Linked DNA regions of Homo sapiens: region 2 is linked to region 1. Evidence: read pairs that join two places in POLR2A ChIA-PET (ENCODE). Cell type or tissue: endothelial cell of umbilical vein. All regions are shown on one strand. Each heading gives the region's core, and the rest is flanking DNA. Links, peaks and the distances in the headings are about the cores only.

What was found. Peaks named below come from ENCODE experiments on the same cell type or tissue, not always from the same donor. Only the 100,000 strongest peaks of a DNase experiment are listed, where the experiment ranks them.
Region 2: POLR2A ChIA-PET joins it to region 1 with 5 read pairs; 2 of 35 experiments call an interaction of 5 or more read pairs at or near these places.

Annotation. Positions count from the first base shown.
Region 1 is chr12:1,174,503-1,190,512 of GRCh38, forward strand. It overlaps ERC1 (ELKS/RAB6-interacting/CAST family member 1), which reads left to right. Exons shown (of 19, transcript NM_178040.4): 9 at 6,038-6,175; 10 at 7,423-7,563; 11 at 8,779-8,919; 12 at 15,357-15,550. Among named protein-coding and RNA genes, the nearest start is that of ERC1, 190 kb to the left of the region's middle. In endothelial cell of umbilical vein, for the core only: no CTCF peak of the experiment used is centred there; a DNase peak (open chromatin) is centred at 10,089; H3K27ac peaks cover 2,232 bases.
Region 2 is chr12:1,263,229-1,279,238 of GRCh38, forward strand. All of the region lies in intron 14 of ERC1 (ELKS/RAB6-interacting/CAST family member 1), which reads left to right. Among named protein-coding and RNA genes, the nearest start is that of LINC00942, 230 kb to the right of the region's middle. RefSeq lists a silencer at 5,842-6,042. In endothelial cell of umbilical vein, for the core only: no CTCF peak of the experiment used is centred there; no DNase peak of the experiment used is centred there.

The sequences.
Region 1 (16,010 bases), core at 8,813-11,312:
TATATCAGCAGAAGTGTTTACTAGCAAAGAATAATGGATTCCTTTAATAGTTTAACTACATATCAGGTATAAAAGTGAAATTGTTAACATTTTAATTCCTGAATTTCTCCCTAGATGCAGATGATGGAGTAGAAAGAAGGGTATTATCCTTATTATGCATGTAAGGGGTGTTTGTATATTAGGTAGGCTCATAAAACAAATCTGTCTTCTTGTATGTAAAACTTGGTTGGTTCTGTGAAATTTCATTTTAAATAATGTTTCTTGTATTGCCCTTTCTTGACAGGAAAGTCTAATCAACAGCATGACCATAGCTTTTCTTTGTATAAGACCTATATGTTAGCAACTGGAATGACCTGCACAGCTGGTTAAACATGTAAACACCAAGGCATTGTGTTCTGTATATACAGGTATACCTCGGAGATATTGCAGATTCAGTTCCAGACCACCACAGTAAAACGAGTCACACAAATTTTTTGGCTTCCCAGAGCATATAAAAAGTTATGTTTATACTATATTGTAGTTTATTAAGTATGCAATAGCATTATATCTAAAAATGTACATAATTTAATTTAAAAATACTTTATTGCAAAATATGCTAATGATTTTCTGAGCCTTCAGCAACTCGTAATATTCTTGCTAGTGGAGTGTCTTGCCTCTGTGTTGGTGGCTGCTGACTGATCAGGGTGGTAGTTGCTGAAGGTTGGGGTGGCTGTGGCAGTTTCTTAAAGTAAGACATCAGTGAAGTTTGCTGCATCAATTGACTCGTCGTTTCAAAAAAGATTTCTCTGAATCCTGCAGTGCTATTTGATAGCATTTTACCCACAGTAGAATTTCTTTCAAAATTAGAGTCAATCCTCTCAACCCGTGGCACTGCTTCATCAACTAAGTTTATTAATATTCTACATATTTTGTTGTCATTTCAGCAATGTTCACATCATCTTCACCAAGAGTAGATTCTGTCTCAAAAAAAAAAAGCAACAACAAAAAACACTCTTATTACTCATTCAGAAGAAGCAGCTCCACATCTGTTCAATTTTTTTTTTTTTTTGAGACGGAGTTTTGCTATTGTTGCCCGGGCTGGAGTGCAATGGCGTGATCTTGGTTCACTGCAACCTCTGCCTCCTGGGTTCAAGTGATTCTTCTGCCTGAGCCTCCCGAGTAGCTGGGGTTACAGGTGCCCACCACCACGCCTGGCTAACTTTTTGTATTTTCAGTAGAGACAGCGTTTCTCCATGTTGGCCAGGCTGGTCTTGAACTCCTGACCTCAAGTGATCTGCCTGCCTCGGCCTCCCAAAGTGCTGCGATTACAGGTGTGAGCCACTGCGCCTGGCCCATCTGTTCAGATTTTATCATGAAGTTGCAGCAGTTCAGTCACAGCGTCAGGCTCCACTTCTAATTCTGTTTCTCTTGCTATTTCCACATCTTTAGTGACTACTTCTGCTGAAGTCTTGAGCCTGTCAAAGTTATCCGTGAGGATTGGAATCAACTTCTCCCAATCTCCTGTTAATGTTGATATTTTGACCTCCTATTGTGAATCACAAATGTTTTTAATGACATCAGGAATGGTGAATCCTTTCCAAAAAGTTTTCAATTTACTTTGCCCAGATCCATCAGAGGAATCACCAACTATGGCCTTACAAGATGTATTTCTTAACTAGTAAGACTAGAAATCAAAATGACTCCTTGATCCATGAGGTGCAGAATGGATGTTATATTAGCAGGCATAAGAAAAACATGAATCTCCTTGTACCTCTCTATCAGAGCTCTAGGGTGACCAGATGCATTGTCAGTGAGCAGTAATATTTTGAAAGGAATCTTTTTTTCTGAGCAGTAGGTCTCCACAGTGGGTTTAATACACCAAGTACACCATGTTGTAAACAGATGGGCTGTGATAGAGGCTTCATTGTTCCATTTATAAAGCATAGGCAGAGTAGATTTACCATAATTCCACAGGCCCTAGGATTTTCAGAATGATAAATGAACACTGGCCTCAACTTTCAGTCACCAGCTGCATTATCCCCTAACAAGAGAGTCATCCTCTTCTTTGAAGCTTTGTTTTCTTTGTTTTTTTTTTCTTTTCTTTTTTTTTCCTTTTTGAGACAGAGTCTCGCTTCGTTGCCCAGGCTGGAGTGCAGTGACATGAACTTGGCTCACTGCAACCTCTGCCTTTTGGGTTCAAGCAGTTCTCCCATCTCAGCCTCGTGAATAACTGGGATTACAGGCATGGACCACCACACCTGGCTAATGTTTGAAGCTTTGAAGCCAGACATTGACTTATCCTCTCTAGCTATGAAAGTACTAGATGGCATCTTTTGCCAATAAAAGGCTGTTTCATCTATTAGGTTGGTGTAGAAGTAACTTCAATGGCAAAACTGCCATTACTTTTGCACCAACCAAATACATTGAAAATTCATTGTTTGTTGTAGCCATCTTCATTGATTGTCTTAGCTAGACCTGGATAACATGCTGCAGCTTCTCCGTCAGCACTTGCTGCTTTACTTTACACTTTTATATTATGGAGACGGCTTCTTTCCTTAAACCTCATGACCAACCTCTGCTAGCTTGAAACTTTTCTCCTTTAGCTTCTTCACCTCTCTCAATCTTCATTGAAATGAAGAGAGTTAGGGCCTTGTTCTGGATTAGGCTTTGGCTTGAGGCATGCTGTGGCTGGTTTGATCCTGTATCCAAACCAGCAAACTTTTTCCATATCAGCAATAAGGTTGATTTCTTTTTTGTGTGTTCATCGGAGTGGCACTTTTGATTTCCTTCAGTAACTTGACTGTTTGGTTCCAGAGGCCTAGCTTTCAGCCTGTCTTGGCTTTTGACATGCCTTCCTCACTAAGCTTAATCTTTTTTACTTTTCAAACTCTGCATGTAGCATTTGACTTAATCATTTCTAAATTTTGACTAAAAGTGAGAGATGTGCAACTTTTCCTTCTCCCTGACTATTTAGAGGCCATTGTTGGGTTATGAATTGGCCTAATTTCAATGTAGTTGTGTTTCAAGGAATAGGAAGGCTGACACAGAGGGAGAGAGAAGAGGGAATGATTGATCAGTGGAACAGTCAGAACACATGCAACATTTCTTAAGTTCACCATCTCATACGGGCAGAGTTCATGGCACCCCAGATAAATTACAATAGTATCATCAGAGATCACTGATCACGGATCACTGTAACTGATACAATAATAGTGAAAAAGAAATGTTGCAGGAATTACCAAAATGTGACAGAGACACCAAGTTAGAAAGCTCTTGGAAAGTAGTGCCGATAGACTTGCTCGACGCAGGGTTCCCACAAACCTTCAGTTAGTAAAAAACCCGTATCTGTGAAGAGCAATAAAGCAAAGCGTAAGAAATCCAGGTATACCCGTATATGGAGTACTGAATTTTTGAGTGGCAAAATTCTCTTTACTGGTTATGAGTTGACCTAAGTGTTGATCCGTATGAGATTTCAATAGTAGTGTCTGATTAAATCAAGGGAAGACTAATGCTTTCCATCTCGGATGAACTCAGTTCTTACAATAGGCTTTGGTCTCTTACTGGGCAATTCAGTGGTTCACCCATACGATTATCTCTTTGTTAACAAGTGAAAATGTAAGCTTCAGCATATTCACATACCCTATTCTAAACTTACCAAATCTCTTTCTTAGCTTTTTTGTTCTGCCTGTCGAGTTCTTCTTGACTCTAGAGAGGTACCTTAAAGAGCTTGTACTAAATTTATTAATGTAAGAAACTACCTGACAATTGGATCCAGGATTGTTTTGTAATTCCGTTATTGGCAGGAGTTTTTGTGAATCCCTGAATATAGTTTATGGAAGTCCAAACTTATATTTTATTCATTTATTGATTAATGTTTACTATGATCTGAGATGTACTGTATAGGAAGGTACAAAACAGCTGGAGGGGCAGGATCCATGTCTACTTGAGACATGTATAAAACAAAGATTACATATGGTTTCATACACTAATCAGTGCTATAATGATTGATAGATAGAGGAATGGAGATATGTGATCAATATATAGATACATGGAAGAATGGAGGAGTGTGTATTTATACATAATATATACATGTATATGTATCATTACTGGGGTACAGACAATGATCAGGTTTTTCTCTTGGGGGTGAGGGCAACAGACTGTTCCTAGAGGAGATAATGTTTATCTTGCATTTTGAAAACCACGTAGAAAAATCAGGTAGTTCTAGTATCAGCTCAAGAGGAGATGGTGATTATATTCTCCTGCTTCATTTCTCTCCATAGAACTTATCTCTGCCCTACACTATGTTGATTCATTCATTTGTTCAGTCACTCATTCCCTCCCTCCATCATTCATTTGTCTACCTTACTAGAATGTAAGCTCCATGAAGGCAGGGATTTGGTCTGTTTTCATTACTCTGTTTCCTCAGCAACTGGAAAAGTGCCTGATCTATGGTGGGAATTTGAACTCCTGTGTATATAGTGAATGAATAAACTTTGTGAGTAGTTGGTTTATTTATAATTTTCCTTTAGCTTATTAAGGATAGCTCCTTAGAATTTCCTCATAGTTTGCTTGATTTTTTAATTATACTTGAATAATAATTTTTATTGTACTTGAGTCTCCTTGTACTTGAGTGATAACATGCCGCTTGCTGTACTTGAGTGATAACATGCTATTTCCACAGTGTTATCTCATAGTATGTTGAGTCCCCATCATCTTACCTGAACTGATACAAACTCTAATGGTTTTCCATGTCTATATGCGAGTCCTCTTAAGTTTTCATTGAAAGATCAGATCCTTGCATGCTGACACTGCCAACACTGGTACTGTTATTTATTTAAAGTACAGAACTGGCCAGACCACTTCTGTGCTTAAAAATCTCTAAGGGCTTCCATCTCTCTATAATAAAATCTGTGCTCCTTAGGTTGGCACACAAACTGTTTTATAGCTTGGCTTCAGCTGTATAATGATGCATTTTCTTACCATCTCATGGTAGAATAAAAATGAGTCTATTCATTTTTCTTTTTTTTTTTTTTTTTTTTTTTTTGAGACGGAGTCTCGCTCTGTCGCCCAGGCTGGAGTGCAGTGGCGGGATCTCGGCTCACTGCAGGCTCCGCCTCCCGGGTTCACGCCATTCTCCTGCCTCAGCCTCCCAAGTAGCTGGGACTACAGGCGCCCGCCACTACGCCCGGCTAATTTTTTGTATTTTTAGTAGAGACGGGGTTTCACCGTTTTAGCTGGGATGGTCTTGATCTCCTGACCTCGTGATCTGCCCGCCTCGGCCTCCCAAAGTGCTGGGATTACAGGCGTGAGCCACCGCGCCCGGCCTCATTTTTCTTCATATCCATAGTGTCTGGCATGTAATACAGAATTCAACAAACGTTTTTTGAGTAAATGAATGCATGTAAGTGTATATGAATGAATGGCCACAAAAATGTTTGCTGCTTAGATAAAAGATGATATAAGTAAATGAATGCATATAAGTATGTATGAATGAATGGCTAAGAAAATGTTTGCTGCTTAGATAAAAGATGGTGTAAAACTAACCTAACACTAGCCTTTAAGAACACAGTCTTTTCTTTATATAGCTGATTTGTCTTTTTCACTGTTTAGCTGCTCTATCCTCTGTCCTCCCTTTATTCTTTGTGAAGAAATCCCTCTTGGCATTTACAATGTCATTTTAGAAGTAATCCTAGTCCTCATGGCTTTCCTCTCTACATGGCCATCTCTATACTGGATCTTTTCTGCTAGCTACTTTTCTTATTTTGTTAGGGATGTGTGTGTGTGTGTGTGTGTGTGTGTGTGCGCGCACGCGTGTGCGCGCGCGCATACACATGTGTACTTTTTTTTGTTTTGCCTACAAGTTCCTACAAATTTAATTTGCCTACAAATTTAAGGTTTTGCATGTAATTCTGAAACTCTTAGGATTAAATGATTTCTACAGAATGCACACACACAGACAACCCTGAGCTATCTGTTTTCAAATTGAAATGATTTTGATTGTGCTATTGTTTTTTTATACATGTCCTCTCTTTTCCCTTAAATATTTATGTACATTTAGATTGAAAATCTTCAAGAGCAGCTTAGAGACAAGGAAAAGCAGATGAGCAGCTTGAAAGAACGGGTCAAATCCTTGCAGGCTGACACCACCAACACTGACACTGCCTTGACAACTTTGGAGGAGGCCCTTGCAGAGAAAGTGAGTGGCTGGCCCCAACTCTCCACACACGTTTTCTGCTTTCTCATTAATCTAAGACTGGATATAGAATACAAAAGAAATCCCTGTGGGCACAAGGGAAAAGAGCTGCTGTGTGCTATTGCTGACATACGTAGTGTGAAGGGAAACATTTTTTTTAGATGGAGTCTCACTCTGTGCCCAGGCTGGAGTGCAGTGGCGTGATCTTGTCTCACTAAATTCCACCTCCCAGGTTCAAGCGATTCTCCTGCCTCAGCCTCCCGAGTAGCTGAGATTACAAGCATGAGCCACCATGCCCAAGTAATTTTTTGTATTTTTTGTAGAGACGGGGTTTTGCCATGTTGGCCAGACTGGTTTTGAACTCCTGACCTCAAGTGATCCACCCACCTCGGCCTCCCAAAGTGTTGGGATTACAGGCATGAGCCCCTGCACCTGGCCAAATTGCTCTGATTTTCAAACTTCTTGAGTATCTGTTGACAGAAAGTTTTGATGATTTCTCTTTTCTTTACCTTCCTTTATATTTTAAGCTCAATATATCAAAATCTTTCCCATTCCCCCCTTTTTTGGTGTGTGAGTTGTGAGTTGTTTCCATTGCCTTGTGGGCAACATGTGAATAATATATAGAGAAGAAATATTTGTTAGTTATTGTCCTTAGGGTGTATATATAAGCTTTTAGTTACCTGGAAATTGAATAAATGGAAATATTGCAAAAGAATACTTTAGTGATATCAAATACTAGTTGAGATTATAAGAAAAGAAACCTTGGGATTCAAATGAATAAACCTACATCCTTGTTATGGCAAGATGAATAAGAAGGATGAATTATTTAAAAAATGTATTCTGGCCAGGCACAATGACTCACACCTGTAGTCTTAGCACTTTGGGAGGCCGAGGCGGGTGGATCATCTGAGGTCAGGAGTTCAAGACCAGCCTGACCAACGTGGAGAAACCCTGTCTCTACTAAAAATACAAAATTAGCCAGGCGTGGTGGCATGCTACTTGGGAGGCTGAGGCAGGAGAATCGCTTGAACCCGAGAGGCAGAGGTTATGGTGAGCCGAGATCACGCCATTACACTCGAGCCTAGGCAACAAGAGCGAAACTCTGTCTCAAAAAAAAAAAAAAAGTGGATTCTTTAAAAACTTACCATTGTCTTTTGAATATAGAAGTTTGAAATTCTGCTAAAAGCAGAATTACAGTCATATAAGTGCAAAAGGGAATTTCTTCACATGTTGATATATTCTCTCATCAGGAGCGGACAATTGAACGCTTAAAGGAGCAGAGGGACAGAGATGAGCGAGAGAAGCAAGAGGAAATTGATAACTACAAAAAAGATCTTAAAGACTTGAAGGAAAAAGTCAGCCTGTTGCAAGGCGACCTTTCAGAGAAAGAGGTTAAGCTCCCCAAAATGGAATTAGTTTGTTTGCTTAATCATTGCATGTGTCTGTATGTTGGTGTTTACATAATGCATATAAAAAAGTATTCGATGGAAAATTTTCTTAATATTCTTTTAGCAGGCTTTTGTTGAATACCTTAAGGAATATTTCAGAAAGCTTTGCAGAGACATAGCGGATTGGTTCATTCATTTTCTAAGTATTACTCACTTTGTTTTATGTTGGTTTTTTACTTACTAATATTTTTATAGACCTAAAGTAACTGAAGCTCAGATACATTTGGAGAAATAGTGTGCTAAAGATAAGAAAGTTGACAGATAAAAGGAATATGCAAAAGGAGGAAATTTTATGTATAGCAACTATCAAAGAACACAACAGCTATTAAATTAGGTGACTTAATATACTTTGGTCTTGTTTTTGGAGAATCCTGTTAATATGACCTAAATAGCAAAGATGCCTCATGCTATGTAATCAGATGATGATAATGCATGAGCTTTAGCATCTTTCTGTGGATTTTCTTTCTAATATCTTTAGGCAATGTTATGGAAGTTTAAATTCCTAATAGAATTTTTCTTTTAATAGGGAAAAATGTGATTTTTTTTTTTTCTTTTAAGAGACTGTGTCTCACTCTGTTGCCCAGGCTGGAGTGCAGTGGCATTATCATAGCTCACTGCAGTCTTGAACTCCTGGGCCCAAGGGATCTTCCTATTTCAGTCTTCCATGTAGCTAGGACTATACGTGTGCACTACCATGCCCAGCTAAGTTAAAAAAATTTTTTTTTGTGAAGACAGGGTCTTGCTATGTTGCCCAGGCTGGTCTTGAACTCCTGGCCTCAAGTGATCCCCCTGTCTCAGCCTCCCAAAATGCTGGGTTTACAGGTATCTGGCCGAAAAATGTTTTCTGTTTAAGTTAACGTAGCTACTGAGGTTTGACTACTTACATTCACAAAGCTTGATCTACTTTGGTTTATTTTGTATTGACAGAACTCTTTACATCACTGTTCAATGGGTATTTCTTGAGAATCCATCTTATTTGTTAAGAGTTGAAAGCTAGAGCTAATATTGTTTTATATTTCATGAATGAGTTTCCTTGTAATGGGAGTATGTCAGCATTTGGTAATAGAAAGGAAATTACAGCTACCATGATAAATTTAAAAATTTAAACCTCTATTTTTTTTAAAATTATTTATTCTAGATGTGTGTTCCTTCTTTTAGGCTTCACTTTTGGATCTGAAAGAGCATGCTTCTTCTCTGGCATCCTCAGGACTGAAAAAGGACTCACGGCTTAAGACACTAGAGATTGCTTTGGAGCAGAAGAAGGAGGAGTGTCTGAAAATGGAATCACAATTGAAAAAGGTTAAAGAAAAAATTTCACATTTTTTTGCTTTGCCTTAAATAAGAACATAGTAGATAACCTTAGCATGTTTATATGGAATAATTTACCAATGGAATAATAATCCGCCAAACTTTAAAATACCATGTATATCTGAATTAATTATCTTAGCATTCTTATCCTACTTTATTTTATTCAAGATAATCCCCAAATCTTTAAAAATTGACAGTTCAGAGAAAGATTAAAATATGCAACTCTCTTGTGGGTAAAATATGAGACCAGAGTGTAAAAATCTCTGTTACCTGATATTTTTCTCCCATTAGAATCAGACTTCTGCCAGGTGTGGTAACTCATGCCTGTAATTCCAGCTCCTTGGGAGGTTGAGGTGGGAGGATTACTTGATCAGGAGTTGGACACCAGCCTGTGCCACAGAGTGAGACCCCATCTCTTAAAAAAAGAAAAAACGGTGGCTCATGCCTGTAATCCCAGCACTTTGGGAGGCCGAGGCGGGCAGATGACGAGGTCAGGAGTTCGAGACCAGCTTGACCAACATGGCGAAACCCCATCTCTACTAAAAACACAAAAAAATTAGCCAGGCTTGGTGGCGCAGGCCTGTAATCCTAGCTACTCAGGAGGCTGAGGCAGGAGAATCACTTGAACCCAGGAGGCAGAGGTTGCATTGAGCCAAGATCGTGCCACTGCACTCCAGCCTGGGCGACAGAGCAAGACTCCATCTCACAAAAAAAAAAAAAAAGAAAAAAAAAAGAATAAGTGGGAGCATATTTTCTAATTTAACATATGTAGTAAGGTCTGAGACTCAGAATAATTGTTAAATATCCTGTTTCAGATTTTATCTCATTTTGGAGAATGTTAATTTCCTAGCTTTTTTTTTAAAGACAGGGCACATATTGTCAGAAAGTTTTTTTTATTTGTTATATTTTTAATTTCTCTTAGCAACTTATTGGGCCTAGAATTTTATTATCTTCACCTTCTACATTAGGGTCTATTTTTTGGTTTATAGCTTATGTGTAGATTTACATGAAGGACTATTTGGCGTATTTTCTTCTTGGAAACTATTACTGTATTATTAGTGTTCTAATTTACATTTTTTCAAAAGCCTGTGCTTATCATTGAAATTTTAAAAGTAGATTTCTTCTCTGTTTTGTTTGGAGTAGGAAATGACTGGTCTTGAGGTAATGATAATTGGAGTCATTTTTGACCTATTTATAGCTTAAGAATGTATATCCTGTATCTGAATATTGGCATTCCATGTCTTCAGCATGAGATAATATCCTCAGAATTTATTGAGGAAAGGATTGAAACTCAACTTTTGAGATATCAGATTTTTTTGTCTTTTTTTCTTTGTTTTTTAGAGACAGGGTCTTGCTCTGTCGTCCAGGCTGGAGTGCAGTGGCGTAATCATAGTTTACTGTGACTTCAAACTTCTAGGTATAAGTGATCTTCCTGCCTCATCCTCTTGAAGAGCTGGGACTACAGACCCATGCCACAACACCTGGCTAAGTTAATTTTGAGACAGAGTCTCACTCTGTCGCCCAGGTTGGAGTGCAGTGGCACAACCTCGGCTCACTGCAACCTCCGCCTCCCGGTCTCAGGTGATTCTCCTGCCTCAGCCTCCAGAGTAGCTGGGTTTATAGGCGCATGCCGCTGTGCCCGGCTAATTTTTGTATTTTTAGTAGAGATGGGGTTTCACTATTTTGACCAGGCTGGTCTCAAACTCCTGACCTCATGATCCACCCGCCTCAGCCTCCCAAAGTGCTGGGATTACAGGCATGAGCCACCACACCTGGCCTTTTGTTTTTTTTTAAATAGAGGGGTCTTGCCATGTTGCCTAGGCTGGTCTCAAACCCCTGCCTCAAGAGATCCTTCTGCCATGGCCTCCCAAACTGCTGGGAGCAAGGCCACTATGCTCAGCCTTGAGTTATCAGAATTTTAAAAATGCTTAATGCTTTTTTTTTTCCCTTGTAGAGTGAAATATTTATTTCTATACTCTGATTTTTTTATTGAAGGTTTTTTTTTCACCATTTTTTTAAACCGTTAATTTTGTTTCCCTTGATTATCTTACTCTTAAAACCATTTTCTGTACTTTTCTTTCTTTCTTTTCTCCCTGATGCTTCTTACTGTCTTTGGCATCCTGGAATAGTGTGGAGCCACTCATCCAAGCCAGTGAGTGACCTAGCCAAGTGTTGCCAGAAAGTCCCAGTTGATAGTTTCTTTTCTGACTTTTGTGTGAATGACATTTTTATCACCCTATAGATAAATGAATATACTTAACCTTCTCACCTCTCCCTTCCCGAAATAGGAACTCTAGGTTGTTTTTTTTTTTTTTTAATTTATATTGAGGTGACTACAAAATAGAAAGGCTTCTCTAAGACCAAAATTTTTCCTGAGACTTTGGAAACTGTTTGCATTTCTGCTGCTTTTACCTTGTTTTGTTCCTAGTGAGTTAATTCATTCAGGACTGCTTCTCTTTGCTTTTATTTCCACCATGTTGTGGCTTTTAGCCACACCAGTTTAGGGTACAGTTTCGCTAACACATTAAAATATGTTTCTGCCAATAGAGTCTTTTGTAAAGGCCATGCTTAGTAACTGAATTTTGACAACTGATGAAACCTGAAACAAAAGAAATTGGTAGAGGACTTAATCTCGAAAGTACCTCTATTGCTTCCACAAAGCATTTAACAAAATTTACATAAATGTTTCTCTTTTGCTCAAAGTACTTTGAATCAGAGCTTTCCTAAGTATGTGTGTTTTCCCCTTTAATATTTTTTGAAACCATTTTAAGGGACTAAATATGTTTTGTTGCTTATTGAATAAGGAAAAAAACGTGTGTTAGTCTTTACTCTCTCATTAAATAGGTTATGTGGTGAAAATGTTGATTTCTATGGGAATATGATTATCTGCATGGTTTTGTAATCTTACGTGTTTTACTATGACATGTATGAAATACAAAGGAACAAAATCTTTGCCTCCAGTGTATGAGTACTGAGGTTTTAATAATGTTAAAGGTAGGTGTTTTTCAGTAGAACAAGGCCTGTGGATGGAGAGCTTAACCTTTAACTCAGTATTTTAAGGAGGATTATTCACTGTTACGTCAGCCTCTCTTGTCCAAAGGTGATATTTTATACAAATACTGTTATTTCACTAAAGTTTGCAGCTTTTGCTTCTGAATGTTCTTGACCTTTTCACATTCTAAAAGCAAGGTGTATGGAGTATCTGCATTTTTAAAGCATAGGTTAACGTATAGTTAGAACTTAATGGGTAAGAAAGGGGAGAAGAAAATGAAGGCATGAAATTAAACACCTTCATCCAGAAAATACCTTTCATATTGATACCATGATAAGTGACTATGGACAGAAGAAATGCTTACATCTTGAATTAAATGTCATATTCCACAATTTAGAAATCCATTTTATCTTCATTTATTTTTTTGTGACAGAGTCTCACTCTGTTGCCCAGGCTGGAGTGCAGTGGCACAATCTCGACTCACTGCAGCCTCTACCTCCCAGGTTCAAGCAATTCTTGTGCCACAGCCTCCCAAGTAGCTGGGATTACAGGTGTGCACCACCACCCCTGGCTAATTTTTGTACTCTTAGTGGAGATGGGGTTTTGCCATGTTGGCCAGGCTGGTCTTAAACTCCTTGCCTCAGGTGATCCACCCACCTCGGCCTCCCAAAGTGATGGGGTGACAGGCGTGAGCCAGTCACTGCACCTGGCTTAGAAATCCCTTTTAAAGGGATGTTTATAACACTGATTTGAAAAATATGCCTTTTTTTGAGTTTGTATTATAATTTATAAAGTTGTAAAGGTCTTTAAGGGGTTTAAAATTCTTGGAATTTTATTTTAAAGTACAAATTAACTCAGCAAGAATTTAGATGTAAACTACTCTGATACAGAATTTGTTGTCATAAGGGAAGGGAAGGTTTATAGTATCTTTGATTTTTTTTTTCCTAGCTTGATTTATTTTGTCTTTAAAGATTGTCATTTAGTATTCTTTTATTATCTTTATCATTATTATTTTATTTTTTTTTGTAGAGGCGAGGTCCCATTGTGTTTCCCTGGCAGGTCTTGAACTCCTGGGCTCAAGGAATTCTCCCAGCTTAGCCTCCCAAAGTGCTGGGATTAGAGACGTGAACCACTGCACCTGGCCTCATTTGATATTCTTAATAATATTCCAGCTACATTTAATCTTGCACTTATATTTAATTACTGATTAATTTCTCTTCTTCCCAATCATTTTTCTTTTCCTACCGTTTAGGCCTATGGGCTGTTTTAAATCAAATGGAAACTAGCACACTGCTTTTGCATATTCATTTTTTCTACAAATAATTGAGTTTTTACTCTGTCAGTTACCACACTGTGCACTGAGGATATATAGTGGTGGACAAGACAGACCTGTCCCTTGACTTATATAATTTATAGCCTCTATTAAGAAGATAGACACTTAAAAAGGTAATTGTAGTAAATCACATGGTGTGAGGGAAGCTTATATCAAGGAGAACTAACTTAGGTCAAGGTCATGGAGAACCTCCTAACAAAAGCGACACTTTCTAAGCTGAGACCTCAAAGTAAGGACTCACCAGCGTGTATGAAGGCCCAGAATGCTGATATGCAGTAGTTATATTTATATTTGTGGAGTTATAATAAATAATTTATAATAAATTATTAGAAATCAGAATTATCTCAGTGACGTTAAATGCCAGCTGGCCTTCACTTTTGTTTACACAATCATCTTTTGTGCCCCTACATCAAGCTGCCTCCTATTGCCTATTTCGTCACCTTCTTTCTTCGTAGATACTAAGAATTTTCTCAGTTACTTCTGCTTTTGTTTGCATCTTCAATCTCTTCGCCTTTGTTGTCCCCTCTCTTTATGTGTAATATGATCAGCTTTCTATTGAAATATCTCCTGATCTTGGTACTCCTTATGGTCTTCTTCCCTCTCTCCTTTTCTATTAGATATATTTATAGCCTTCTCCTGCCCATGAAGGATTGACTGCTACAGGAATTTCCCTCCTACAATTAACAACTCAAAAACTGGGAAACCACGTGAAACAACTGATTTTAGACATTGGACAACATTCAGTGCAGAACAGTGCTCTCATCTTACCTTCCAAACTTATATGATTTTTGTTTCTTAAAATATACTTCATATGTGTATCAAGGTTAAGGGTTAGGGAAGCCTATATTTAAGACATAAAAGATTTTTTTCTACACATGTGAAGCCTTAAACAAATGAACTTGGGAAAGGACTTATCTTAAAAGTATAGCTGTTACTTTCACCAAGCGTTTAATACAATTATATAAACATTTCTCATTTACTCAAGGTACTTTGCTTCAGAGCTTTCTGAAATATTTCCTAAGAATATATATTTTCTCCTTTAATATTTTTTCAAACCATTTTAAGGGACTAAATATATTCTGTTGTCTATTGAATAAGAAAAAATAAAACGTCTAAGCTTTTGTCTTCTCATTAAACACATTATACATACATGGCTTTAGAGATTCCAGAAGACAGCTAGGGACTTGAAAATTAGTTTTTAATTATTGAAACTGTTTTGTATTCCAAAATGCATTAACAATATTAGTTGACTTTTGTAGGATCCTGAATAAAAATTTTTTTCTCAGATCTTAGTGTGGTTCTTTCAAAAAAATTTTTCTTAAACAATTTTTTTTTCCAATAGAGATGGGGCCTTGCTGTGTTGCCCAGGCTGGTCTTCAACTTATGGCTGCAAGCAGTCCCCCTGCTTGGGCCTCCTATAGTGCTGGGATTACAGGCTCAAGCCACTGAGCCCATCCTTAAGTGTGGTTCTCGATTTCTGAATTCATTTGTTTGTCCCATATTATTTTGTAAATTCTCTAATCCTTGCATGAGGGAGGTACCTGTGTGATGGTAGCAGCTGTTTTCTTAACCTGACTCACATTTTTATGGCATCACACTCCCAGTATCTGTTTGATTCTAGATGCCCAAGGCCATGTGAGTCACACGTGTTAGGTAAAGCAGCATATAGGAAATGGAAATGGAAGTTAGGGTCTAGTGGGAGTTAGGTCTCTGCACTGGTCCGGCTATACGATCAGCAGTGAGTCCCTGGTGTTGCCTTTTGATATTCTCTTGGAGAGATCAATAACAACAGTTCAATGACTGTTAGTTTGTCTCACTAAACTCTGAAGCATCTTTTGCCTTATGATGGTGTTTGATTTAATAATATTCAGAGATGTGTTATTTAAAACAACTAATCTACTTGGAACCTAAGATAATTCTCCATTTATTACTAATATTTGTCTATATAATACTTAAGCAGATAAAAACCTTATAAATTACAAACTAACTGGTAGATATTTGATAATTCTGTACTTAAATTGGAATATAAATCATTGTTTGGGACATGGTTTGCCCATTGCCACCTGTGTGTATCTGATAGGATTGAAATGCTTTTCTTTGTAGGCACATGAGGCAGCATTGGAAGCCAGAGCCAGTCCAGAGATGAGTGACCGAATACAGCACTTGGAGAGAGAGATCACCAGGTACAAAGATGAATCTAGCAAGGCCCAGGCAGAAGTTGATCGACTCTTAGAAATCTTGAAGGAGGTGGAAAATGAGAAGAATGACAAAGATAAGAAGATAGCTGAGTTGGAAAGGTAAGAAAGTGAAGCTGATTGGGGCTTATGAGGTTAAAGTATGGTTTTAAAAGTATGCTTTTGGGGACATACTTTTTCAGTGTATCTAACTCTGAATTTAGGTTCTCGAATTCTTGCTATTACTGTATTAGCTGCCTTTTTTCTAGGTCAGTTGTACGTTCTTTGTTGAGGTGTCTGAAAGGCAACATAGAATGGGAATAAATTGGGAAGCTATGGGCTGTAACATAATTGATTGGCAAAAAAGAGAGTATTCATTAATTTAAAATTAAAGTTTTTTTTACTGGCAAATCAAGAGAGGACAAATGTCTACTTTTTAATTTCTCTATATAATGATCAAATGATCCTCAAGCAAAGGAGTTAATCTTTTATCACTAGTTTAGACCTTTGTTGTTGAGCTAATGCTCTGTTGGGCTATAAATTTTTAGACTTTTCACAGTTTTTATTGTTGAAAAGCACGCTG
Region 2 (16,010 bases), core at 6,774-9,273, 87 kb after region 1:
TATAGTTTAGGTAAACTATACATATTGTATGTTTATAGGGTTTCAAAAACACTTCATAGAGGAGAAGTCCCAAGGAGTTCCTTCATAGCGGTATTAGATACAAGGATGTGGTTTCTTTTGTGTCAAGTATAGAAAGAAAGACCAACTTTATTAGCAAAGCTGAGAGAGAATTGATGAACATTTTGCAGAATGAGTGCCTTTCAGTGCCCTGTTCCTAGATAAATGCCTTGTCTACTCTTTCTTAAATAAGAATTGAAATAAAGTTGTATGAGAATTGACTCATGTTAACACAGAAGTCCCTGCATTAATAACTTAGGTCTGATCCCATATATATTTATGTAGCATGTGCTAATGTATTGGACGAGATGAAATGGAGCTTGTCTGTCTGCTACAAGACTGGGCACAACCCTGGCTTTTAAACGGAAAGAAAAAACATGAACGTTTCTCTTTTTTTTCTTTTATTATTATTAATTTTTTTGAGACAAAATCTTGCTCTTGTCCCCCAGGCTGGAGTGCGATGGTGTGATCTCAGCTCACTGCAACCTCTGCCTCCCGGGTTCAAGTGATTCTCCTGCCTCAACCTCCCGAGTAGCTGGGATTACAGGTGCCTGCCAGCACGCCCAGCTAATTTTTGTATTTTTAGTAAAGTTGGGGTTTCACCATGTTGGCCAGGCTGGTCTCGAACTCCTGACCTCAGGTGATCCACCTGCCCCGGCTTCCCAAAGTGCTGGGATTACAGGCGTGAGCCACTGTGCCCGGCCAAAAAAAAAAAGATACAAACATTTCTGACTGAAAAACGTTAATTTCAAATAGCTAATATTTTATTCATTTCATACCCTGCCTCATTGAAGAGAAGAGTTAAGGTTGTAACAAGTTAAGGTTAACAGTGAGTATGAAGGACATAGAAACCATGCACTTGAGTCCCAGATAAGCAGCCTCGGAGGGACTTGCTGAAGAGTTCTGCTGTGGCAGTTTGTGATGCTTGTTTTACATATATCCTGCATCTTTTAAGATCTCCAGACTCTTGCTTTTGACTTTTCATTAGGAAGAATAACTACAGATGGGAAAAGTGAATGGAAGAAATAGTTTTAACAAGTGAAGGTTATAATCCCAGCTCCCATTATGAGAATGTGATTTAAGATTTCAAACCTAGGCCGAGCGCGGTGGTTCACGCCTGTAATCCCAGCACTTTGGGAGGCCGAGGCGGGCGGATCACTTGAGGTCAGGAGATCGAGACCATCCTGGCTAACACGGTGAAACCCCGTCTCTACTAAAAATACAAAAAATTAGCTGGGCGTGGTGGCGGGCGCCTGTAGTCCCAGCTACTCGGGAGGCTGAGGCAGGAGAATGGCGTGAACCTGGGAGGCGGAGCTTGCAGTGAGCCGAGATCGCACCACTGCACTCCAGCCTGGGCGACAGAGCGAGACTCTGTCTCAAACAAAAAAAAAAAGATTTCAAATCTATCTGACACAGAGGTTCATAACACTTAATTTTGCAGTAGTTGTTTCCTTTCCATTTCTTTGTGGGAGAAATATAAATGTTAAACAGGAAAAAAATACTCAATGAGAGGGTGGCAGGAATCTTTCTAGGAACCCCTTGGTCAGACCAAGGTGTTATTTTGAGTTAAGGTAGCTATAGTAAAGAAGGGTATGTTTCCAAGGCAGACATAGTATGTGCCCCAGGGAGTCCCTTCATAGCTGTGTGAGATAGAAAGATATGGTTTCTTTTGTGTCAAGTATAGAAAAAAAGACCAACCTCATTGGCAAAGCTGAGAGAGAATGAACTTTTTGCAGAATGAGTGCCTTTCAGTGCCCTGTTCCTAGATAAATACCTTGTCTACTCTTTCTTCAAATACATTCCTAATGCACAGTCACATAGAGCTTGGTTAGTGGAGAGCTTCAGAGAAGGGATGGTGACAGCCATTGTGTCACCCAAGGGTGGAGAGTAATTTCCTTTAATCTTGATTTTACCCTTTTTATATTCTCTCCTTTATTTTTCAAAGAAAGATTTTTCTTCTGCTTTGGCCTCATTATTTATTGACAAGTATTAAACATCAGAGATCATGCAGAGATTTTGGCAATTAATAATCATGTCATTATGGGATACAGACTTCTGTTATGTATTTTCCTTTTTGAGGCTATTGTGTGAACTGATTATAATATGCTTTAGGGGTATGTTTTATTTATGGTTAATAGACTTCGCAGTTTTTAGGTTTGCAGAAAAATTGAGCAGAAAGTGCAAAGAGCTTCCATTTACGCCTTTCTCTGCCTCAGTTTCCCCTATTATTAACATGTTGCGCCAGTGTAGTATTTGTTAAAATTAATGAACCAGTTTTAATACATTGTTATTAACTGTGTGGTCCATAGTTGAGGGTTCACTTTTCGTGACGCACAGTCCCGTGAGTTTTGCCAAATGTATAATGACATGCATCTGCCATTACAGTATTATACAGAGTAGTTGCACTGCCCTTAAAGTATCATGCCCCACCGATTTATTCCTTCCCCGTCTCCCCAGTCCGTGATCTTTTTACTGCCTCTGTAGTTTTGCCGTTTTCTTTATTGGTAGTTGGAGTCATATAGTATGTAGCATGTTCAGATTGGCTTCTTTCACTCAGCATCTGCATTTAAGGTTCTTCTTTTTGTGGCTTGATAGCTCATTTCTCTTTATCTCTGAATGATATTCCATTGTATGGATATGCCGCAGTTTGTTCATTCCTTCAGCTGTTGAAGGACGTCTTGGTACCATTCAGTTTTTGGCACTTAGGAACAAAGCTGCTGTAAACATTCACATGCAGACTTTGGTGTGGATATAAGTTTTCAGCTCATTTGGGTAAATAACTGTGAGTGTGATTGCTGGATTCTGTGGTAAGATCATATGGTAGGAGTTTTGGAAAAAGCTGCCAAACAGTCTCCCAAAGTGGCTGTATGTATTTTGCTTTTAATTGTATGCTTTTTTCCTTTTCTGTTTTCTTGTCCACCTTTCTGCTACTCACTGCCTATCTGAAGCTGTTGCGTGAAATATTGCATGAGACCAGTTATTTGAACTTTAAGTGGTTCAAGGTATGAAGAAATTGCTTTTATGTTTATACTTCTGAAGCCTTACAACCTTCATCTACTGTCCTCTCCTCTCCCATTTTTTATTATTATTTTTATCGTTTCCTGTCTTTTTTTTTTTTTTTTTTTTTTTTTTTTTTTGAGATGGAGTCTTGCTCTGTCGCCCGGGCTGGAGTGTAATGGCATGATCTCAGCTCACTGCAACCTCTGCCTCCAGGGTTCAAGCCATTCTCCTGCCTCAGCCTCCCAAGTAGCTGGGGCTACAAGCATGTGCCACCACGCCCAGCTAATTTTTGTATTTTTAGTAGAGACGGGGTTTCACCATGTTGGCCAGGCTGGTCTCGAACTCCTGACCTCAAGTGATCCGCCCGCCTCGGCCTCTGAAAGTGCTGGGATTACAGGTGTAAGTCACCGTGCCTGGCCCATCTTTTCCTGTCTTTTAGCTCTACTATTAATTTTACTTATGTACGTTAATTATATGTACTGAGATAATCTACAAATGTTCTTTTGAAATGCCTTAAATGAGGCTTTTTTGTTTAGGAACATTATCTTTCTCAGATTCAAAAGTTACCTGTTTCTCACTTAAATTTAGCTTCTGGGAAAGAATGACTTTTTCTGATAAAGGTAGGATATCTACATCTCTTAATTCCTCCAAGAGCAAAGTAAAATTGTATGGGAGCCATAGCTCTTATTAAAATAAGATGTAGAACCTTCCAAAGTTCGAGCAAGGAAGAACTCCCATAAGAAAACATCTCTTGATGCCTTTTCTTTATTCTCACGGGATCCCCTTACAGTTTATTTATTCCTAATACATGCTGCCCCACGCTGAGCCCATGCTAGAAATTTAGAGAAGTTGTGTAATGACCTAATGAAGGAAGGTGCCCCCTAACCTGTGTGAGCAAATTGGAAGATGGAAGTGAATGATCCCCACAGGGGAGAACCCAACAGCTCCTTTACTTTTGCTTTGTCCCTTTCCACGTGGGGATTCTATTTCTGGAAGCTTTCTCTGTTTAACTTTTGGTGGGTTTTGTGCTTTATTGAATGTGAGTGTCACTTTTCTTAAACAAGGTCTCCTAAACAAGTCTCAGAATTGCCAGGGGCTAAGGAGCAGTATGCTTAGTTCAGCTATGATGTTATGAAATTTAAATTTTTGAATTTTAACATTTTAAAAGAGTGATTTAAATATCTTCACTGGGCCGGGATACAGTGGCTCATGCCTGTGATCCCAGCACTTTGGGAGGCAGACGCTGGAGGATTGCTTGAAGCCAAGAGTTAGAGACCAACCTGTACGACAATGCGAGGCCTCGTCTCTACAAGAAAATAAAAATTAATTAGCCGGGCATGAGGGGGTATGCCTATATTCCCAGCTACTTGAGGGACTGAGGTGAGAGGATCACCTGAGCCTAGGAGTTTGAGGCTGCAGTGAGCCATGATTGTACCACTGCATCCCAGTCTGGGCAACAGAGTGAGACCCTGTCTTTAAAAATAATAATAATAACAACATATTTGCACATATGAATTTGGTTGTTCTTTTAAAAGCCCCATTTTTAACAGTGATATTCAGTGATAAACAGTAATATTTTTTCAAATTGCCATTTTGACATTATTTGGCTTATAAAGTATAAATTCTTGATGTTCAAGGTTATAGGATTATATCTGTGGTTTGCTAGGTAATGATACATTAATGAGCATTTTTAAGGATTACATATTTTTTTGTTGTTGTTAATGTATAAAGTTCTTCATTGGCTGAAAATCTCCTCTGTCATTTATGCAACAGTTATCACCAGAATACCCAAGTTCATTTTCAGAATGAACAGTTGCCACTACAGAAGCAAAACTGGTAGAGGGGTATGTCTGTAGAAGATAATGTACACTAATAGAACTATAATTGTATTCCTTCGTCTTTCTTATTGCCTTTTTTACTTTTAGCAATTTATTCTTTACTTTTATAAACATAATTCTTTACTGGTCTGAATATTAAGTTATATTTCCCTCATTGTTTATTAAATGGCAGTGTTGCTCTGAAAATAAAATTATACTTTCACTTGTACCTTTTTCCCTGCTAACATTTAAAAAAATCTTGTGCTTTTCCAAATGCCACATTAAGCACTGAAAATGAAAAGGTAATAGATACAGCCTCTGTCTTCAAGAAGCTTGTAGTTTATTGGGAAAGACTGAAGGATGAACTTACAATTATGGTTCTGTTTGACAACTACCATGGTAGAGGTCTTAATACAGAGCTTTAGGAACAGAGGAAGAGGGGCAAGCCTGAAATCCAGATTTGGGAGGTCTGCAGAAGGCTTCCCGGAGGAGATTCTATGTGTGAATTAAAAAATTAGCCAGGTGTGGTGGCGGGTACCTGTAGTCACAGCTACTCGGGAGGCTGAGGCAGGAGAATGGCGTGAATCTGGGAGGCAGAGTTTGCAGTGAGCTGAGATCGTGCCACTGCACTCCAGCCTGGGCGACAGAGCGAGACTCCATATAAAAAAGAAAGAAAGAAAGAACTAGGCAAAGAAATGGAAGATGTTCAACATGTTCCATGTAGAGGGAGCAGAAGTGAAAGCTAGAAGCGTCTAGGAAACCAAGTTGTGGTTAGTAGCTACAGTTGAGTGTAAATAGGAATGGCAAGAACTATGTAAAGAAGAGAAAAAGATGAGAGAGTAAGGGAGATCCTTTGTACAGGTGTGCACAGTCAGATCATGCTGAATGAAGCATGTTCAAGCTTATGTTCAAGGAAGTAGAGAACCTTTGAACAAAGAACAATAGTTATTATTAGTTTACTTGCTCATTTATTCATTCAACAGATCTTTATAACTTATTCAGTGGGTGCTGTTGTAGTCCTGGACAATACATACTGATAAACAAAGTAGCTGTAATTTCATGCCTGAGACCTTACAGTTCAGATAGGGACACAGACACTAACCCAACAGATAACATTTAATTGCTAGTTATGACAAAGGAACAGGTTTTCAGAAATACACAATAATTTCTTGAAAGTTGGAGGGTTAGCAGCTATTTTAGATTAAGTGCTCAGAGAGGGTCCTCTGTGAAAGCGGCTTTGTCCTGGGCCTTGAAGGCTAAGAAGCTTACCATGTGACAAGTGGGACAGAAGCAGCAATCATAATGGTAATAAGGTGGAGAAGAGCTGAACGTGTCTAAGGAAGACTAATATGACTGGCGGGCAAGAACAGTGCAAGCTATGCAGGGCCTTTTATATAAGGCCATTCCATAAGAGGAATGGAAGCCATTAAAGAGTTTTAAAGAGGGCGTGACATCATCTGATTGATGTTTTTAAAAGATCATTCTGGGTGTTGGGTGGAGGATGAATTAGAGGGGGGTAAGATTGAAAGCGGGAGGATCAGATGGACTATTAAAGTAGCCTAGGCTGGATGTCTTCTAACTGAGGTATGCACACACCTGAAAGTGCATGAACACTTTCCCAAAAGGCACATGGGCACAGGCTCTCAGCCTCTAAACATACGTATCCCTGAAATTGATCTGCTCAAAAGGCACCTAAGGTGTGCAGATTCTCCTTTTTCATTTTCCCCTTCACGGTTCTGCACCCCTCACTTGACAACTCTCCTGACTCTTACTATCCTCTATTCCTCAGAGGTGAAAAAACTTTGGAATGTTAACAAAGGGACAATTCAGCATATTGGTGTTAAGATAATGGATGAGTCCGTCAGGTTGTTTTCAACAGAATTGAAATAAAACCTAATTAAGTTGCCAGTTGGTAGATTATGATAAATAATTTTCGATGACACGTTACTATCTGGTTTGGGGTATGTAATTCTGAAGGAATGCAAAGAGTTGAGTTATATTGCTACAACAAAACTCCTTCCATTCCTATCCATTTATATGATGAAGGTTTCTTAGTGCTTACATCTATAGAAGTGAAACATACCGATAGAATTGATGCTGAACCCTTATCTTCCTTTTTTTTTGAGATGGAGTCTCACTTCTTCACCCACACTGGAGTGCAGCGGTGGGATCTTGGCTCACTGCAACCTCCACCTCCCGGGTTCAAGCGATTCTTGGGCCTCAGCCTCCCAAGTAGCTGGGACTAAAGGTGCCCACCACCACGCCTGGCTAATTTTTTTGCATTTTTATTAGAGACGAGGTTTCGTCATGTTGGCCAGGCTGGTCTCAATCCTGACCTCAGGTGACCCACCCGCCTCTGCCTCCCAAAGTGCTGGGATTACAGGCGTGAGCCACTGTGCCCGGTCTGAACCTTTATCTTTCTATTAATAGTAATATTAACAAGGGGTATCTAAACTAATAAAAGTATAAAAGTCCCATTAATCTCATTAAGATAATATGTTTAATAAGATACATTTTAATTAAAATGTATTCATGTTTAATAATAATTTTCTTATAATATTTAATATATCTATTGGTTTTGATTGATACTATATAACTAGTGATTCTAATCATAACTCAGTGCACAAGAATTCTTAAGGGTTATGACCACAGGAAAATATTAAAATATCAAATTTAAATTTATATAAATATTTTTATTGAGAAAAGTACAAGACAGGATCTGTGCAAGCCATCTAGCACAAAGTAAATTACATTAGTATAAAATTCTAAGGAGAAGTAGAATGGAAACAAGGTCAAAGAGAAAAAGGAAAATGTAAATAATAATTTGTCCTTAACGGTTTTTGAATAGATGATGATGGATATCAAGTATGGTATTTGTATTTTATTGGATACTTCCTTTTCTTTAAAAAAGTGATGCTTTTTTAAAAAACAGTCTTTAATACCCAAGAAATTAGATCTTTGCAACTCTTTAAATTTTCGACGTAAAACATTTATATATCAAGTTAAAATCATTCTGTCTCAGTATGTTTGTGAGCAGAAAAAAAGAAGTATAAAAAGATACATTTTAAAAATCATAGTTGTATAAACTCTTTTAGGAGGTATAGAAGCAAAAATGTGTAGAGAGACTTTTGGTCTATGCAAGAGGTTGGGCAGATCAGGCAATAGCTGAAGAGATTCCACAGTGACAGTGGAGATAAAGAGAAATAGATAGATTTAAAACGTCTTTTGGAAATAGAGCTAAAAGGATTTGGTGAATTACATGTATGGATAAAGGATAGAAGAGAAAACAAAGATGGCCATTGGATTTCTGGTTGGCCAACTGGGAGAATAGTGGTATAATTTTTTGAGATGAGAAAGCCTGAGGGAAAAATTTGAGGATAAGAAGCAAGACATGGTATTAAAGAAATGTTAGCTACATTATCGTCAGTTTTAGAATTGTTATCAGATATTTTTATTATTGATTTAGAGATGAGTTCTCGATATGTTGTTCAGGCTGGACTGTAGTAGCTATTTACAGGCATGATTATAGCACACTATGGCCTCGAACTCCTGGGCTCAAGCTACCTTTCCACATAGCTGGCACTGTATGCGTGCACAATTTATATTTTTAGCCAAGTTTTCTCTTCTGAGATCCAAAGTTATGAAATAGACAACAACCCATTTCATATCTTTACACCAATATTTCCTTGATATCTCAACCAGAAACTAAGTTCAATCTTTTGATTCTCACCTTCCAACCAGTTTTTCCCCCAGGCTTGCTCATCTCATCTGAGAGGACTTCTTTGTAATCTTACAAAGCTGAAAGTAGGCTTACTGAATGTGAGGGAAGTCGAGTCTGAGAGAGGCAGAAGTGATAGGTTAGGTACAGAAATTTTTACACTGTGGCTTTCCAGTTCAAAAGGTCGTTCCAGAACCTTAGGGAAGCTGTATTCCATAATGGCGAAGAAGGTGGACTCTGGAGTTAGAAACCTTGGTTGGAATTAGGCTCCCATCACTTAGAAATTATGACCTTGGGCAAGTTACTTGTGGGTCAGTTCCCCGAGCTGTAAAAGAAATAGTTACTACATCTGCCACATTAAAGAGATGGTATCTGTATAAAGCACCTTTAACAGATTCTGACACGTGGTAAAGCCATAGTAAACATCTACCACTATTGGTACTTCTGTTGTCACCACCACTGCCCTCTGTGGTTCCAAGGGGAGGCACTGCTCTCACTGGTTGGCTGAAGGCCCCAGAGAAATGTCGTATTTATAGACCCTGTCTGGTTGATTCAGCACCAGCAGTGACAAACTTACTGTTAAATTCTAATTTACATATGTCAAGTGTTAATACTGTGACTCAAGGAAATTCTTGTCCTCTCCCCAATCTGGTCTCATATTCTAGAAGTTGTAGATTTGCATCAACTGAGAATAACACAGTCACCTAATATGTTGATCAGATGGACATTATTCTTATCACCAGATTATTTATTCTCTGAGAGTCTGTCTTAGATCAATACAGGTTCTTAATCTGTACATTATTTCCTATTTTACATCCATGGTCTTCTCATAAAAAGAGTTTGAGTAGGCCGGGCGCTGTGGCTTATACCTGTAATCCCAGCACTTTGGGAGGCTGAGGCAGGTGGATGACGAGGTCAAGAGTTCAAGACCAGCCTGGCCAAGATGGTGAAGCCCCATCTCTACTAAAAATACAAAAATTAGCTGGGCGCAGTGCTAGGTGCCCATAATCCCAGCTACTTGGGAGGCTGAAGCAGGAGAATTGCTTGAACCCGGGCAGCAGAGGTTGCAGTGAGCTGAGATCATGCCACTGCACTCTAGCCTCAGTGATAGAGTGAGACTCCGTCTAAAAAAAAAAAAAAAAAAAAAAAAAACCTTGAGTAGCTTTAGTAAACTGCTAGAAATATATGCTATAAAATCCAGTTCTAATGCTGTCTTTCAGTTTTACTAAGCCAGATGTTCTATAGTTTCCAGAAGGAAGGGAGGGAGGGGAAAAATACTTTCTTAGCATTATTTGAAACTAAGCATTGGTTTTAGAACGTTATCCTTAGATGTTATTCCTAGAAGCAGGAAGATACGGAAATTTTAAAACCGTAAAAATATTTTAAGGGTTTAGTCTTTGTAATCTTAAATTGGAATTTGAAACATTTGTTTAAATTTATGACTTTTTTCTCTTAAACAGTCACACATGCATTTCCTATGTACTGCAAATACCTAGAAAACAAATCATCTTCTTAGTAGCAATGCTCACTCGTAGTGGTCAGATACGGTTTCTAAATACTATTCAATATTAGAAGGACTTGAAATCTAAACAAAAGTTACTTTTTTGGCATAAAGTGAATATTATAAGTATACATTTTTCTTCACAAGTGCTTATTGGCTTCTGAAACCTCTGTAGTCTTTATAGCAGCACTGTCAAATAGAACTTGCTAAAACAGTGGTAATGTTTTATGTCTGTTCTACCAAGATGGTAGCCTCTAGCCACGTTTCTGTTGAACACTTAAAATTTGGCTAGAGCACCTGAAAAACTGATATTTTGCTTTTATTTAATTTTAAGTAAATTTTAATGGCCATATCTGCCTAGTGGCTACTATATTGGACAGTTCAACTCTATAGTATGTTGGACAGATGGGTGGGTGGATGGATGGATGGATGGTCGGTCAGTCAGATGGACAGACAGATAGATACATGGATATCTATCTATCTACATATACATAGTTAGTAGATACTAGTTAGTTTTTCCTCCTAAGCCTGACAGAGTTGTGACACTAGGATATTCAAATACAAGCATTTTCTGATATAGTTGGTCATTTTTTAAATTTTTGTTTTTGGAAAAACATTTGTGACATAAAACCATGTTTGTCAAAAGTAATTTTTCCTTTAAGAAATAATGGTGGAAGACTAGATCACTTTCAAGGGATATTATAATTGCATGTGAGTGTTTTCTTCCACATTCGTGTGGTAGCATCATGTAGATGCTTAAAGTTATGACGTGAGTGATGGAATTAGTGGAGGAAAAAGGAGTGGAATAGTTACAGAAATGAGAGTCATCTACATTAGATGTCCATAGTGAGAACATGCCACCCCAGCATTGTTAAAAGTTTATGTATCATCCATTCATTTCGCTGTTCATTCATTGTTTATCTAGATCCTCCTATGTGCTAGAAACTGAGAATACTTTACTGAACCAAATGAGTATGGTCCTTTTCCTCATGGAGCTTATATGTTAGTAGGGGAGATTGATCACAGAAATAAACATATACTTTAAAATTTGATCCATGCAAATAAAAAAAGTATAGTATTTTATAAAAGTGTGTAACAGGGGACCTTATTTAGAGTGAATGGTCAGGGAAAGCATCTCGTCTATTTTATTTTATTTTATTTTATTTATTTATTTATTTATTTATTTATTGAGACAGAGTCTTGCTCTGTTGCCCAGGCTGGAGTGCAGTGGTGCGGTCTTGGCTTGCTGCAACCTCCATCTCCCAGGTTCAAGCAATTCTTCTGCTTCAGCCTCCCAGGTAGCTGGGATTACAGGCATGCATCACCACACCCGGCTAATGTTTGTATTTTTAGTAGAGATGGGATTCCAGCATGTTTTTCAGGCTGGTCTCGAACTTCTGAACTTGTGATCCGCACACCTTGACCTCCCAAGGTGCTAGGATTACAGGCATGAGCCACCGTGCCTAGCTGGAGGGCATCTCTTAACACATTGATACTTAAATTGAGAAATGAAAATGAAAAGTAAGTAGGAATTAGTGAAATTAAGAATGGCAGGTAGTTTACTTCAGCAGGAACCACGTGTGTGGAGACCCTAATGATGGAAATAGTTTGGCATAGTTCGGAAATCAAAAGAAAACCAGAGTTCGTGGAGTGTACTAAGTCAAAGTGAGCCGGTAGCTCTATGGATAGTAGGTGAGTGATTGAATAAATGAGTGAATGAATGGATGGTGTGGCATGAAACTGGAGAGGTAGGCAGAAACCAGAATATATAGGATAGTCATGTTAATGATTTTAGGTTTTATCTCAACCACAGTGGTTATCTTTTAAGTAATTTTAAGCAGAAGAGCGGTAAGACTTATTTCCTGTTTTAAAAAGAGTATTCCAGGCTGGGCACAGTGGCTCATACCTGTAATGCCAGCACTTTGGGAGGCTGAGGCAGGTCGATCACCTGAGGTCAGGAGTTTGAGACCAGCCTGGCCAACATGGTGAAACCTTGTCTCTACTAAAAATACCAAATTTAGCTGGGCGTGGTGGTGCACGCCTGTAGTCCCAGCTACTCAGGAGGCTGAGGCAGGAGAATCACTTGAGCCCAGGAGGCAGAGGTTGCAGTGAGTCCAGATTGCGCCATCTCAAAAATAGAGTATTCCAGCAATTATATGAAGAATAAATAGGAGAGTAAGGGTAGAAAGGGCTGAGGACATGTTAGGAAAACATATAATCCAAGGACATGTAGGGTGATGGCAAAGGAGATGGAGAGGTCTATTTGGAGATAAACTCAGCAAGATTTGCTGGTCAATTGCATGTTGATGATGAGGGAGAGGAGAGGGAAGTGGCAAGGTTGATTTCTACGCTTCTTATCACGAGGATCTTTAAGTGGATGGTTGTCTTATTCCATTTAGTGTTGCTATAAAGGAATTACCTAAGGCTGGGTAATTTATAAAGAAAAGGAGTTTATTTGGCCATGGTTCTACAAACTGTACAAGGAGCATGATGCCCGCATCTGCTTCTGGTGAGGGTCTCAGGCTTCCACTTGTGTCAGAAGGCAGAGTACCTTTTATTCTTAATACAAACTACAATTCTTGTAGATTTACTGACACTTACTGATTACCTACTGTCTGCCAGTCACTCTGGTACATTCTTTCTTTATAATATTATTCAGTTGTTAAACAACAGATTCTCAGATATATGTAATGTTTTCTAGGTCGAAAACAAGTGCCAGTTCTTGTTGGGTCCTTTTTCAGAAGAGTAAAGAAGGGCTTACATGTCTTAAACTACATGTTCCTTCTGAGTGAAGCAATCTCTTCAACCTTACCTTATTCCCTTGTCTGGAAAAATCCTACTTCTTCCATAAAACCTTTTCTGACCTTCCAAGTCTGAGTTACATGTCTCTCTCATGTTTTTGTTTTTCTTTTTCTTTTTCTTTTTTTTTTTTTGAGATGGAGTCTCTCTCTGTTGCCCAGGCTGGAGTGCAGTGGCGTGATCTCGGCTCACTGCAACCTCCGCCTCCCAGGTTCAAGCAATTATCCCTGCCTCAGCCTCCCAAGTAGCTGGGATTACAGGCGCCCGCCACCATGCCCAGCTAATTTTTTGTTATTTTTAGTAGAGACGGGGTTTCGCTATGTTGACCAGGCTGGTCTCGAACTCCTGACCTCAGGTGATCTGCCCACCTCAGCCTCCCAAATGCTGGGATTACTGGCGTGAGCCACTGTGCCCAGCCTCTCATGTTTTTCAACTGCACTTGTACTTAGTCCTGTTTTTTTTTTTTAATAACACTGCATTATTATTACGTATTTACTACCTATTGCTTTAAGAGACTGTCTCCATTTTGTCTCCTAGAATGAAAGCTCCTTGAGGGCAGGAGCTGTGTCTTATTTACTGTTGTATCCTCAGCGTCTACCATTGCACCTGGTACACAATGGCATTCAATGAATATTTACTAAGTAATTAAATTATGAGCGAATAAATGAAATTTTGTCCTGACTTAATGTTTGCAGCATCACTGTACTTACTAAACAATTTAGGATTTAATGGTAATTTTATCATATTTTTATACTTATCTAAACAGTGTTTTGAAATGTTTTCTTTGTTGCAATTGCGTTTCCACTGGATTTGATAAACTACTTTTTCATCTGAACAGAAGAACTTAAAGGTGTCAGAATTGTAGATTTAAAGAATTAGAATAGATATTTATGTGAAAGTTATTTACATTTTTGTGCTTGATTTTAAAGAATGGTAGCCAGAGTGGAAAAATACAATTTAGAAATCATTATTATCCCTGACCTGTCCTTCAGTGGCAAAACAGAGGGCTTATATGTCTCAAAAAGTGAATGTGCAAAATTGTAGGCCCACTGTTGTTGACCTCTTAGCTAGTGGGAACTAGCTGAAAGTCTTATGTAGCAGTGAGCCTTCCACTCGGAAGTACCAGGCCACCATGTTTATGAAAACATGTAATAATTCAAAACATTCTGCAGAGCAGGTATAAACTGATTAGAATCATTTGAAAATCTTTTTGATCCTACTTTATTTCCTTTTAGTGGGACTGATGCTTCTGATCATCACTGGTAAATTTGACATTAGGTTTTTCAAGATTTGCCTCATCTTTCCCGGACTTGGAAATAGGTTCATAATATTATTAAGACTGATTCATTTCATATAGTGCTGTAATGGGTTACATTTAATAGTTTACAGAAATCTCTTCTTAACATATCCTAAATTCATTTTCTTTGCTTGCTCTTATAAGTCTTAACTGATTTCTGTGAGACATTCTTGAAATGAGTAGCTAAGCAGTCCAAAAGTGTTACAGATACAAACGTTATTCAGAACTATGTAGAATCATTCTGTCTTACAAAAAAAATAGAGTGTTACGTTGGTAACATAAACGGTGCTTGTAAAGCAGTTTACTGGTTTCTGCAGAAGTTCATCATGTTTGGTCAATGCACAGATTGTAGATACTGTTGTTCAAAGATACTTCATTTTTAAAATGTAAGATGTTATTATGGAACATGATATTGATAAGCATATAGAAAGTATATTTTTAATGTTTCAGGTACCTAAGAGATATGACAGTTCACGATCATCTTCTCTTTGCCGTTGTGTAATCAGTTCAGTCTTTCAATCAAATTCTGTCAAGAGGAACCTCGTAGGTTTCACTGTAGACTCTCGCTCTGCTGTCAAGGAGTTTGAATCCCCTTTGTTATGGTGGCTGGTTATGAAATCAGTCACTTGACAGACCCTGAAGTGAGACTGCTGGAAATACGTCATGTCTGCCTTCATGGTGACAGCTGGTTACAAAACAAACCCCACCACAGCCATTCTGCAATTGACAAGGGACTTCAAAAGCCAACAGGGCTGCCACTTCAAAGAGAATTCTGCCATCTCTGGCTTGTTGAAAGAAGTTGTTAAATGGCTGTACCCTGCCCTACCAGAAATCTCCATGTTTAGACTTCTCCTTCTTTTGATCTTTGAAAGATGTATGAAATGACTTAAGTTAGAGGAATGATAAAGTCTCTAGTAATGGCAACCCAGCACTCTGCATTTTGATCCATTTATTAATGGAAATTACCCAGATATGTTCTAATGACAGGAGGTTTAAAAACTCAATGTCTCAGAGAATGAATGTCCAAAAAAAGAGTTGAAATTTCATAGTATTGTTGTAGCCACCTTAAAAAATCTGGAAATAGTAGGGAAGAAAATGAAACTCAGTGTGTTTTTAAAACCTTCCATTTCTTCGTGTAATTTTTAGCCCTTTTAATGGAATCAGATTCTGAATATTGATAGATTAGAAAACAACACAAATCTTTAATCATAAGATTAAATTTCATGGTTAAAACGGACATTTCTCCACTTTTAGTAACTCTGTACTTAAAGTTTGAAGCTACCTTGTACTATATTTAAAGTTATATTCATCCCTTTCTGCTGAATACAATTTTAAAATAATTACCTTGTGTTTATCTTAAACAATAAAAAAAGCCTTAGAGTTTTAATAGAACCCTTAATAAAAGGTCAGAGTGCTAACAATCAAGGGAAAAGGCAGCAACATGAACTCTTTCTTTTAGAATACGGATAGCCCTAAAAGATGGAGTAATGTTTAGTATACTTGAAAAAGAAAGCAGAAAACTTTATAAATAATATAACAGTAAAAAAAAAGTGGAGATTTTATACTCAACATGAACTTGGAGTGTAAATTAGTTGGAATTTAAAATCCTTCTAAGTGAATGGCATGACCTTTTCCTAATTGTATGTTTTCTCTCTCATCCTATGTGTATAGGAAGATAAAGCTAAAGATCTTTAGATTCATTTGCCCTGATCTCCTATTTTCTTATTTCTCTTAAAATATCTCTTTACATAAAATTTTTAGAAATCGAGTTGACAGAAGCTTTAACGACTGTAACTTCCTCTATAATTTTACCAGATGGGG